2 separate regions of the Homo sapiens genome follow, and region 1 is linked to region 2. A link is an interaction called in ENCODE POLR2A ChIA-PET data of the cell type or tissue named here. Cell type or tissue: MCF 10A. All regions are shown on one strand. Each heading gives the region's core, and the rest is flanking DNA. Links, peaks and the distances in the headings are about the cores only.

Region 1 (6,880 bases), core at 1,136-6,135, 540 kb after region 2:
ATAATTTAAAAATCCTCTCAAATTTACTATAAGAGCTTTTTAGCTTTTCAGAAAATCGTCTCACGTTTTTTCAATTGGATTAGTAGCTAAAGTAAAACCATTTACCCAACTCCTAAATTCCAGCAATCTTTTCTAAGCCTTAGGGAACTGAGTAAGATTCATTTTTCTTTTTATATCAGAAGCCTTATTTGGTTCATAAATGAAATGACTTCTAATCTACAGAAAATGTCTATGCTAAGATTAGAGGATAAACCAGAATCACTAATCTATCTTTATTATCATTTATGCTGAAGAAACTCTCCCAAGCCCAATGAATAGCATAAGGTATTGAAATTTAATCTGTCTCCCTACCCTGTCTCCAGAAGCCAAGACAAAATTTAACAAAGTGATTCAGGCAGAGAAATTACAGTTATTGTGAAGTTTAATCAGAGAACTCTCTGGAGCGGGATGTCTTTATGACTGTATTTTATAAACAATTGTCAGTACCCTTAGCATTTTTTTATCTTTTGGCTTTATAGGGAGTATCTTACAATAGGCACAATCTTCTATAAGCAAGGTTGCAATGCAAGTTTATCAACCCACTCCTTAATGACTCACAGAGTGAAAGCAGGCTGCAAAATATCTGTTTCTCACCAAGTCTGCACAGAAGTTTGATGTGTATTAAATTTCATCTTCACTGTGTGTCTTAAAGCGCATATGGCTAAATGTGGGTATGAAGGTTTAAGAAAAATTATGAATGGCAAAAAACATAAACCATCCCCTATTACTTAGGCAAAGAAATGTAGAAGATTCCAAGAGTTGAATCTTAAAAACAATAGAAATATTAAGTCCAATTTAAATAAGAAAGCTATGGAAGGTAATTTTGGTTTTCTTTCGTAGAAAATTGTTTTAAAATGCACAAACTAAAACATGCTTTTCACTTCAACCTTATGTTCTAGTAGATGTCAAAATCTACTAAATATTATTAGGGTAAATTAATGGACTATTACCATATGAAGTGAAAATAACCTAAGTAGGATGCATAATATTGTATTTTGAAATGTTCTTCCAATGGTAGTAATAGTTTATTACTATCAAGCTATCCTCACTGACAACCTTGTCCCCACCATGAACAAGCGACACACCCTTCTGTAAGAAGGGTAATAACTCAGGATTTGATCTGTGACTGTGCAGCTAACAAAACTAATCTATATGAGGATCATGCCTATACATGTATATGCATTTTTTAACTTAATGGCACCATTCTCTGGTTAACTGGGCAAAGTGACCATGTATTCTTTTTAATGTACTTACAGTAGATGAGTGACTGATCTGATAATGTGGCCAAAAAACAAGAACCAGATTTTCCGCAGATCAAATTTTCTAAAGTATATAAAAATATATAATAAGGGCCAGGCATGGTGGCTCACACCTGTAATCCCAGCACTTTGGGAGGCCGAGGCAGGCGGATCACCCGAGGTCAGGAGTTCAAGATCAGCCTGGCCAACATGGTGAAACCTCGTCTCTACTAAAAATACAAAAATTAGCCAGGCGTGGTGGCAGGTACCTGTAGTCCCAGCTACTCGGGAGGCTGAGACAGGAGAATCACTTGAAGCTGGGAGGCAGAGGTTGCAGTGAGCCGAGATTGCGCCATTGCACTCCAGCCTGGGGGACAAGAGTGAGACTCCGTCTCCAAAAAAAAAAAAAAAAAAATATATATATATATATATATATGAATAGTACACAAGAAACCAAATTACTGAAACTACAAGACAGTAGCCCCAGCCCAGCCCAGGAACCCTCACACCTGGGGAACACAACCACCACTCAGTTGCCAAATAGAGAGCCAAATACTGAATGTTTACTAAAGAATACATCCTAGTAGGTTCTTTCATATATAATTATCTCACAAAATCCTCCTGACAACCATAGTTTTTATAAAAGAAAACACTGAGACTTGGAAAGGTGAAATGATTTATCTAAGTCAATACAACTGGTACTAACAACTGACAAAGTCAGGATTCGAACACAGACGTCCTTGATGTCAAAAGCCCAGTAACACATTACGCCCTCCACTATTGTACTTATCTATTTTAAGCATTTAGATTGTTGTATATTTCATGTAGATTCGACTGATTTGGCTGATTATTTGGATGGTTTAAGTTTACCTTTGCACTTTTAATGAAGAAAGTGTTTGCTAAAGTAAATCAGTAGTTGAAACAATATTAAAAGAGAAAAGGGTGAACATATTCAAATATCATATAGAATCATAACATAGACATCATTATTAGTTCACTTTAAAGCCAGCTTGTGGGCTTTTTTTTAGACAGAGTCTTGCTCTGTCACCCAGGCTGGAGTGTGTGATCGCAGCTCACTGCAACATCTGCTTTTCAGGCTCAAGCCATCCTCCCACCTCAGCCTCCCAAGTAGCTGGGACTACAGGCCCATGCTGCCATGCCCGGCTGATTTCTTTATTTTTATTTTTTTATTTTTAGAGAGAGAAGGGGTTTCACCATGTTGCCCAGGCTGGTCTCGAACTCCTGGGCTCAAGCAATCTGCCGCCTTGGCCTCCCAAAGTGCTGGGATTACGGGCGTGAACCACTGCACCCGGCCTTTTAAAGCCTGTTTTGAAGGTCTGAGTATTTGTAAAAATGTAGTTCATATTTTCTAGCTCAATCTTAATTACTGGAACAGTTTCAAAATAATTGACAAAAAGAAGAGTGGATTTTATATGGTTCTATTGTCAGAATGCTCCTTGAAAGGATTCCTTGAGCCTGATGAAATTCCACATCCTGAAACTTCTCAAGTCAGGCTAGGTCTTAGGGTCAAAACAACGGGCCCTCCCCCAGCTCACAGCTCTGATCCCCAGTCGGGTTCCCCAGGACTTGGGTGCATTAAAAGGAGAACAGCAGGCCGGGTATGGTGGCTGACACCTGCAATCCCAGCACTTCGAAAGGCCGAGGCAGCGGATCACCTGAGGTCAGGAGTTCAAGACCAGCCTGGGCAACATGGTGAACCCCCGTCTCTACTAAAAATACAAAAAGTAGCCAGGCATGGTGGCACACGCCTGTAATCACTGCTACTTGGAAGGTAGAGGCAGGAGAATCGCTTGAATCCAGGAGACGGATATTGCAGTGAGCCGAGATCACACCACTGCTCTCCAGCCTGGGCGACAGAACAAGACTCCATATCAAAAAAAAAAAAAAAAGAAGAAGAAGAGCAGAGGTTGGTGGTGGGGCCAGTGGGTATTCAGAACCTCTTGGATAGTTGGATTTGTTCTTTCAACTAACTTTCTTTGTGTATCCACCATATTTCTAGCCAACATGGCTGTGGGAATACAAGAGATAAAAGTCATAGCATTTGCTTTCCAGGAGCTTAGATTCTGGTAGGGAAGAAAGAAAGCAGGGGATCATGATAGGATTACAGAAAGGAATGGGTCCACATGTCCAAGCCACAACTTAACTATAAGAACTGGCATTTGGCCATCACCAAGGCAGTCAGTGTATTCCTGAAGCACGACCGTAGGCTAGATGCCAGGATGTGTTGGTACTGCCTCTGCTATTTGAGAGGTTTTGAGTAACATTTTGGAAAATGCTGTCACTACTAGGGCTGGAAAGAGCATTAAAAAAAAAAAAAAATCCAAGTCATAAGTTTGGAAGCAAAAGGAAGACAAGGAAGACAGGTTACTACTTGATTCCATCAAGGCATTCTATAAACTCTCTGCTGCCAAGTGCCAGAAATTTGACTCTACCAGGCTTGAGAAGTTGAATTTGGACTAGTGGTTGAAACAGCTCTATTGAGAACTTATATATACATGCACCAAGCACTTCACTGTTCCCATGGCTCATCTGGATCTGTTAAGTCTCTTTTCTCTTTGAAGATTTCTTAAAATCTGAAGTTTTCTTAGGGCTCTCAGTCCCCTGTAGACTCAATCTAATCATAGAGATCTTGCTCTTTCTCTTGGAACACACTTTCTGTCCCAGCGGGCAGGCTAGTTAGAGATAAGGGGTCTGAAGCTACCATGACCTTACAGAGTGATCTGGGCCAAATTGCAAGTTAATGACTCCTCAAAATAAAGCTTTCTAGTTTATCAAAATCCAGAGGCTGAAATACTTACCACAATGTGGTCTCTTAAGGGTTTTTTTTTTTTTTAAAGAGCTTTGTATTTATTCTGTCTTTTGAACTGAACTTAATTGCTTAAAGGATACAACACTTAAACTTCTTTAAAAACATCAAGATTAAAGAATATACAGTATAATGATCACTTCTCTAGTTAGGTCTTGCAAAAAAATAATAATAACAACACTGGGTTGTGTGTTATTTCCAGAGGCATCTTGATCTTTTTGCAAATCAGAGATTGTTTGAGGTTTGCCTGGAGTCACTGAAAAGCCCTTACATTAACTTTATAAAGTGAAATGTATGTTGGTAAAGTACAGGGGCCAATATTTCAGAAACATACAGTAGAAGAATCTATTTAAGTCTATCTAAAAGCCCTCAGTCTAAAATCAAAGGTGCTATAAAAAAATTATAAGGAATCCTTTGGAGTAACAGGAAAGGATGTTCATTTAATTTAATCAAGGAGAAAGATGAGACTTTTAAAACAAAAGCTGGTAAAAACATAATGGCCAGCAAACAAACAGAACTGAGGTGCTATATGCCTGTCAGTGCTTGAATATTTATCTAAACAGTTGTATTTTTGTGACTTAATCTTTAATTTCATAAGAGTGAATTTTATTAGAATTTTTTGGTTAGTAGACCTTCAAAAATTACCGAGAAATAATCACTATATAGTTATCAAATCGTTTTCAGGATATGTGCAAACAGCCTCCTTTATTTGATTGCAAAGTATAACAAAAATATCAATCCAAGACTCTTACAAAAGAGTGTATGACTACTCATATTATACACCACAGCTCAATTGTATTAAACACTACTGTCTCATTGCCTAACCAGGCAATTGTTCTACAAACATTGACTTAGAAATAACAACTTTTTTTTTCTTGCCAGCTTCCAGACTAGTTCTTCTTTACTCTCTTGAATGGCAATTGCTTAAACCTGATAATCTTCTGAACAAGGTACCTTCTAACAAACTCTCAGGTTTATGGGGAGCAACTCCTCATGGGGTAAACAAAATAGCACAGAGCTGAGGGATCAGGTTTATCAGTTTTAATTCTACAATAAAATCTCTGTTCTGCATAAGAAGGAAAAAAAAACTAGAAAGGAGGAGAATGTAAAACGAGAAATCACATTTTTTGTTTTAAGGGTCTTGACCACTAAGAATACATCAGGGAACTCCAAATAAGGGGTTTTCTATTTATCATCTCGTCAACTTAAAATTACAAATAAAATACATACCTTTTTCTCAGATATTTAATACAAGTTAATCAATAGTAACTCATACTTCCCAGTGCATTACATATACAATTACATCCATTTGTCCAAAGGGGATTTTTTTTTCATGAAGTGAGCAATTACGTTAAAAGAGAGAAACAAGGTTGTGGTTCCAAGTTTTAGTATTTTCCACAAAAGGTATTTTTAAAATTTGGATCTTGTACTCAGCTTGAAGGAACCTATTTTTGAAGAAATGATCATGCTCTTTAATGTCCTATGTTAGACACACGGAAGGAAACACACATGGAACTCTGAAGCACTGAAGTCATGGGGCTATTGTCTTTGTTCTGTTGTATTGATATGTCCAATAGACATGTGTCAAAATATTTTAAATCATTTTATTATAAGCAAATCACTATACCTTAACATGATATTACATTCTAGCAAAAGAAAGTCATCATAGCTGATAAAAAAAAAAAAAGCCAACTGAAGTGAGTCAGAAGACAGTGGCAAACTAGCACTGGAAGGGAATCTCTATGTGAGTGGAGTTAATCCCTTCATCTCTTTGGATCTCTCTGAATTTTCCATTTGTAAAAAGACAGTTAGTCTAGATAATCTAAACTGAAGCCTCTTTCAAGTGAGTGTCATATAACCATCCTGATTACTGCTAAATAACCTGTTTAAACGTTTTGGACCTTTAAAATGCTTTTTAAAAATTCTAGTAGTTATTTGTAGGCTATTATGGATATCATTATTTTATTTAACAGGCTTGTTAATTACTTGTGACTTTTGTAGACTTAAGTTGATTTTTAATAAGCATACGGATTAAAGAACTATGAAAATATTTAATTGTTAAATTCACTTGCATGAAATAAAACTAGATAATCTAAGTTTGGTCACTTCATACAAAATTAAGTGTTAAAGAGCAAACATTTTTCTCCATATCTCCAACTCATCAAAAATAATCCACAAATTACCTTTGGATGACCTTTCTGAGACTTACTATCTTTCAGTATAGCACGTGTGCTGTCCTTGTCAGCACCATGTGAAAGAAAGAGAAGAAAGCCACTGTGACTCACCTATGAAGAACTCCCATTAAATTACAGAGTAGTCAACCACACTGCCTGCTGATATCTGGCAGCCTTGTTATTAAAGATATGAAATTTTAACCTGAAAAATCCAGAGCTGACACTTTGAAAACTGACAGGCTGAAGAACTTTTGTATTTGGTTATGATGTCCAGAGATATACTAAAATAATTATAATAGCCCTTGGTATCTATTTTGATATAGATTTTTAAAAGCAGTTTCAGAAAAGTATAATCTATGAGGTGAGTCTAAAAGGTATCAAGAACATGGAAATGCATATAAAATCTACACGGTCATGCCCATCACAATGAAACTTCAATTAACAAGACTATTTAGACAATGTGTGTGTGTGTGCACACGTGCTCGTGCACACATGTGCAGGTAGGATATTTTACATTAAATTTCCTGATAATCTAAAGAGTAACTTGAAACTCCCTTTTGTTGCTGACTCTTGTTATTGAACAAATCTGTGTATAATATTAG
Region 2 (6,880 bases), core at 931-5,930:
ATAATGCAAATGGAAATGGAAATAAAAACTTACTAACCAGTCATACCACTAAATAATAAAGGTCAAATTAACGAGTTTATACCTATACTATTACTCCTTTGGATAACAAGTCTGCAAGTCTAATAATGTAACAGTCCCTGGAAATCCCCACTTTGCTTATTTTAGGGGGCATTCAATAGGTCAAGGGTGAGAGAGTGCAGGGGAATATCAGTGAGTAGTACAGACCTAAGCACATTACTACATACCATTTGTCATAAAATGAGTTCCTTAATCATAAAGAATGTTGTACGGGACACATGATGGTGATTGAGATAGAAAGTCTAAAGATGGTAATGCTTACAAAAGAAATATGAGCAAGAAAGGCAAACCCACATACAGAGGAAGACTCTATTCTAGTGATAATAAATCACCACGCTTTTCAGGATGGAAGGAGTCCACAGTCCAACTTCCCATGGGTAGCTATCTGTCCCCCTGGGGAATGGGGCCACACTGAGGGCTTAGTGTAGGCCTCATTGCCTTTCTAGAATTCCATCAATAGCTGTATCTATTTTAGGATGGCTTCAACAGGATAACCAGATTGAAGACCTCAGATTGGCAGAAATCAGTTCACACTTGGTGAGGGGAAGCCCATGGTATTGAAATCATGGGACTTCTATTGCTACTGTTTTTTTCATGAGCCCAAGAGTCCGCTCTAGAGTTGTTGGGAAAAAGGCTCATTGGATCATCCTGTCCACCAAGTTATTTAAATTATCTTCCATAAGAGAGTATCTTCACATACGCCACTATTCTAGAAGCCAATTCATAAATCTTTTCCCAGATCTACATCCCATCAATCTTCCAGCATTTATCCTGAACACCCAGCCAACCTGTAAGGTGCTATTTATTAATTCCTGTAGATCCTTACCTCTGGCCCTCTCTCCTTCCAAGCAAAGTAAATACTCAAATGCACTGCTTGCTACTTTTCCTACTGGGAGGGTTTTTCCTATTTCTCAGTGTCCTTCTGGGCCACCTCTGAGAGGCACTGTAATGTTTCCTCAGTCCACCTCTAGCTAGTGCCAACATGCTGTACAAAACCACCTACAAACTTCACTTGAATTTCTGTATTCTTAGTCAACCAATGAAAGAAAACTTCCCATGAGACCAGGTATGGGTAGGGGGTATGAGATTAGAGCAGCAGAAGTAGACACCAAGATAATTAGAGCCACCTGCTCAGACAACCTATTGTGCCTTCAGTAACTTCTTGAGCCCTATATCTTGTATACCACCACCACTTGATAATGGGGTGCTTCTGAACAAACCCAACCCTATGATATTTTGGATCAGATGGACAGTTCAGGTCAAATGTTCACTTGCAGCATCTTAGCCAGGTATTCAATGTCAACAAGGACTAGCAGCAAGTCAGGGACAGGAGCTGTTTCTCAAAGAGAAAATTGATTTGTTTCCAAAATGCTAGTGGTCTTCTGTTAGAGTTTGTCAGGGGCTGCATACAACATTCTATTTGCCAGAGACATTTTGGGTGCCATTGGATCTGCCTAATCATAAAGCCCAAGTAGCACAGTACCTTGTGCTTCAGCCTAGACCTGCTGCAGAGCCTTCTCTTGCTCTAGGTCCCATTTAAAACTGACAGCTTCAGGGCACGGTGGCTTACTCCTCTAATCTCAGCACTTTGGGAGGCTGAGGTGAGAGGACTGCTTGAGCCCTGAAGTTCGAGTTCAGCCTAGGCAACATAGTGAGACCCCATCTCTGCAAAATTTTTCTTAAAAAATTAGCCAGGCATGGAGGTGCGTGCCTTGAGGTGCGTGCCTATAGTCTCAGCTATTCTGGAGGCTGAAGTGAGAGGATCACTTGAGCCTGAGAGGTTGAGGCTGCAATAAGTCATGATTGGAGCCACTGCACTCCAGCCTGGGGAACAGAGCGAGATGCTGCTTAAAAAAAAAATCTTGACAGCTTCTTGGTGAATCAATAAACAGGTCGACCCAACACATACAAATGTGGTTAATGTTGCCACCAGAAACCACTTTTTTAGTGAAAAGAAAAACGGTGCTCCAGAACTAAAAGTTAATCAACTTCACTGGTAAACATATGTGTATGTGCACATATATGTATATTAATGTTGTTTCCTAATGAAATAAGTATAAAGTAATTTGTATATAATATTTAATAGTTCCTTCTACCTGAATCAATAAAGTATATTTTAGTCTAGTTAAAGGCAAAATCCCATAACATGCTACATTCTATTTCAAAATCTTACTATAACAGCAACATGTTATTGAATGCTTTGACCATTTTCATTTATCATTTCTCCTGTTATTATCATTAGGTATGATTTGAAGAATGTACCATTGCATAGAACTAGCAAATGATTAATAAGACTTCAATTTTTTGAAATTAAAGAAATAAGTCAAAATGTAAACTATTGTTGCCTCATCTGGTCTCATTCGTGCATGCCGAAGTTATGATATATATGCATCATTTTCTCTGATTCATATTCTTCATTACTGAAAAAATAAAATTTTTTTAACTATTCAAAAACTGTGCATGTTAGTGAATATTCTGCAGAAGAATTCTCTATTGATTATTGATATCACAGGCTGATTCATCTGTCCTTTTAGGTTGAACTCATTAGTCCTTTGTTAATGAAAAGGAAATAAACAACTGGTTTCTACTCAAAGCCGGATGATCCGACCATATACAAAATTAAAGATAACTGAAAGAGGACTAGCTAGGCCTCAAAGTCCCACAATCCTATTGCAACTAATCATTTTCACATATCAGTCTCCCAATCTCTGTCCATATGCATACAGATTTTCTACCTTATTTATTCATTTATTCAACATTTACTGAGAATCTACTATATGCTGATTCTGCTATAACAAACGCATGTGCAATTTTGTATTTGCTTTACAACTGAATGAGAGAATATACATTTTTATCATATTCCTACCAATATTAACTTTTAAATCACCATTTTACCAAAATATAAGTGTCACGTTAAATATAACTGTTATAATATAGAGATGTATGTTGGTGCACCCATGTAGTCCCAGCTACTCAGGAGACTGAGGCAGCAGGACTGCTTGAGCTCAGAAATTTGAAGTGAGCGTGGGCAACATAGTGAGACTCTATCTCTAAAAGAGTTAAAAATAATAAAAATAATAATGAATAAGCAAATAAATAAACTATAGATGTAGGATTTTCAGTTTTCGCTTTCGTAAACGATTCTTCTTTACAAAGGAGTATAATACAGTAAGCAAGGTTTAGGCTCTGGAGTTAGGCAGATATGGTTCTAAATTATGGATTTGCCACTAACTGTGAGAACTGGGGAAAATTAACCTCTCTAAGCCTCATTTGTGGAATAGTGATAATATGAGTACTATGTTCTGTGGTTGTTTTGAGGATTAAATGACATCATATGCATAAATTCTTAAGACGGTGCCTAGCACAAAACAAATGTCACTTGTACTATTTTTATTTATCTCTATTACCCATCCTGTGAAAATGCTTATTCTCCCATGTTCTCTCCTTCATGAAGCTTTTCCTGATCTTTCCGATTGAATATGCTCTTTTTTTCCAACGATCTTCCAAAATGTTGTGTTTGTATTGTTTTTATAGCACTTGACACTTTATATTTTACTTTCAAAATGTGTGTATATTTCTTTTATCCACATTGTCAGATTATAAACTCCTTGACAATTCCTTGCTAACCTTTGCCTCTGCTGTTGGTGCCTACCACAGAGTCTTACACATTAAATACATACTCAAGGCCCAGCACAGTGATTCACACCTGTAATCCCAGCGCTTTGGGAGGCCAAGACAGGAGGATCTCTTGAGCCCAGGAGTTCGAGACCAACCTGGGCAACATGGCAAGACCTTGTCTCTATAGATAGATAGATAGATAGACAGACAGACAGACAGACAGACAGACAGACAGACAGATAGATAGTAAATATTTACTGAAAAAAATAGTTGAAAACATTGTGAGTTACAACTACATTCTGCAGATGGAATAATAATGATACAGATACTTGATGTGTTTTCAACTAAAATGCTTTCAGTTGATTTCAGTTTTCAATTAAAAATGGTGTATTCCCTTTGTATGTTACTCTTATGTGTGAATTAAAGGCTATTTTCCTACACCAAGCCCCACCTTGTTCTTGGATAATTTCACTACTTTTCTTTTTTAATTACATTGACCACTTGCAACTTTTTATTTGAGGTAAGTTTCTGTTTCCCCTGGAAACCTATAAATATGTCATCTGGCCTGGTTACAATTATTTTCGTTCCCCAAACAAATGACCGTTTCTGAAAATCCTATTCTAATATTCTAGCTTATCAATGATCCCTTACTTTTTGCTAAATTTAGTTATGCTATTTTTATAAAGTATCAGAATTATTTTGTTCTTTTTGCAGATTGCTTTTCTCTATTTACAAGTGTATGCAATATCTATAATCATGTTAATTAAACTTATGAAATAGTTTCTACACACCTTTTCTTTAACTATGTGAGAGATTTAAAAATGAACAGTGACTCACAGCTCTTTTAGCATGACTTGAATTCCAGAATCTTTGTTTCACATCCACATGTTAACCATAAGTAACATAATTATAAAATAATTTGGGAACACGAAGCAATCTGATTGGCCTCCAGCCATCAGTTTATGAACTTATCAACATAATTTCATTCTTATCTCTAAATTGATGACTATGAATAATGACTTTAAAATGAAATTGTAATTGTATTAGTTATGATTATCTTTAATGAATGAATAAATGCAAAAATTATTACACTACAGAGACACACATTAATATAATCAGTAATGTAATGATATAGCACAGTAATTCAGTGCTTTTATGTAGCCAATGTATAATATATAGACACATCATTAAAGAAAATTTAACTCAAGTTTTTGCAAAGATCCACAAAACTCTGCAAGTTATGACAGAAAAACTAATAAAAGTGTGTGTCCTTTTGAAAACCTCCAAATTAAAATAAAATTGCCTCAATTAGAGAAAGTAAGGCAAACTATTATTTCTGTTTCTAAAACTAATAAACATCTTTTCATAATTTATCTCATGATTATCTTTGGCTTCACAAATTTTCTTTTATCAAATATCCCCATCATAGTTAAAAGTGAAGTTAAAGCATCAACATTAAAACTATTATTTTCCTACTTGCATGGTACTTTATAAATCTGAGGCCATTTCACTTGCATTATCTCATTTGAAAGTCATTTTGCCTGTGTCAGCCTTCAATGGTACTGAAAAACCTTGTGTTACAGTGTCATTTGGTTCCTAGAGCCTCCTTGTAAATTCTCCCTGTCACAAGTAAACTCTTGGCCTTCAATTTTACCAATCATGTTAGTTACTAAGCTATTGCCCCCCAGCCCCAAACCCTTTCTTCCTGCTTTTGGGGCCTTGCAGCTCCAGTTTCCGCATTGCAATCAGCTTTCTTTAGGATCTGCCAAGAGGGGGCGCTAGAGAGACTGAACGGCAGAAGGAGGGAGAAAGGACTTGTTCTCATTTGCAGGCGGTCTCCCCTTTCTTGCCTCAGTAACCACCCTTCACCCTGGAACGTGATTCCAGTCTCCAGCCCATTTTGCAAGAGCCCCAAAACCAGCTTCGTTGTACCTTCAGAGGTGCAGTCCCTGCCAGGCAGTGCCCGCTCCTCAGAAGAGTCTCCAACCTTACGGCACCCCTTCTGTATGACTTTAGATTCTTTTGTCTTTTGATTTAATTTGATTTTCATTTTGATTGTCAGTTATGTAAAACAGTTATGTAAAACATTACATAGCTCCAAAGTCATCCCTGCCTTATAGGTAACCTCATGCTAATTCTTTTGAAAACGTAAGAAAATGCTATACACTTTTATCACTCCTTGACCCTCTGTTACACAAAAAGTAGCTCACTCTACACGCTTCTACACTCTGTTCTGTACCTTACTTTTTTCCATTAAAGATGAATTCTGAATGTCATTCAAAAGGAGCATGCAGAAATCTCTCTGATTCTATTCTATGATGAATCATACCATATGCCCTGCAGAACATCCCCCATTAATATTTTCTACCTTTCGATTTTTAGTATCCCAAACTGTAAGTTTTAGCATTCAAACCCACAGACACCTCTCCAATACAACTTTATTTTTTGGCCAGTTAATACAGGTAGAATACATATTCGTGTCCTCAAACCTCAATACAACTTTTTAAACAAAATGATGTCAGATAAAGTCTTGAGTCTCCATACACAGTTGTCAAAATGGCAAAGCCTACATGGACTTTCAAAAGGGCATATGCTTCAGGAAGGCTGCTGCTGAAGGTAAGAAAAGGCACTTTCCCCGGAAGTCGCCATATAAGGTGACTGTTAACAACCACAGTAATTGGTTATTAAGAGGTGGATTTTTTAGGCATTTTACATCTTTACATGATCATTTATTACATATATGTTATTCACTGTGTTTTAGGAAATTGGTTGAGGCTTTAGGTTGATAGATAACCATTCTAATGACTCCTTTTAATATAATGAAAATAACAAGCATTTCAGACACCTTTGTTAAGCAAAAAAGGGCCTGTGTTCCATGTGTCAATGTTCTCTAGTTTATTGAACCAGTCTCTTATCGATATTTAAGCTATTTCATCTTTTAGTATTATAAGTAATTCTATGAGGAACAGTCTTGACCATATGTCACTTTGCATTTTTGGAACAGATTCCTAGAATTCATGTTGCAGGATTGAAGGGTAAATGTATATGCAGTTTTGCTCAATAATGCTAAATCCTCCCACCCCCAAACCCATTGAAGCTGATACCACTTTGCATACTTATTTCATCAAAACCTCTACAACAGAGTATAGTTTACAAATTTTGGGATCTCTGCCAGTCAGGTGGG

What was found. Peaks named below come from ENCODE experiments on the same cell type or tissue, not always from the same donor. Only the 100,000 strongest peaks of a DNase experiment are listed, where the experiment ranks them.
Region 1: POLR2A ChIA-PET joins it to region 2 with 9 read pairs; 1 of 35 experiments calls an interaction of 5 or more read pairs at or near these places.

Annotation. Positions count from the first base shown.
Region 1 is chr4:173,211,540-173,218,419 of GRCh38, reverse strand. All of the region lies in intron 1 of GALNT7 (polypeptide N-acetylgalactosaminyltransferase 7), which reads right to left. Among named protein-coding and RNA genes, the nearest start is that of GALNT7-DT, 45 kb to the right of the region's middle. In MCF 10A, for the core only: no CTCF peak of the experiment used is centred there; a DNase peak (open chromatin) is centred at 3,509.
Region 2 is chr4:173,751,392-173,758,271 of GRCh38, reverse strand. No RefSeq gene overlaps it. Among named protein-coding and RNA genes, the nearest start is that of LINC02269, 140 kb to the left of the region's middle. In MCF 10A, for the core only: a CTCF peak has its summit at 5,462 (motif pointing right); a DNase peak (open chromatin) is centred at 5,471.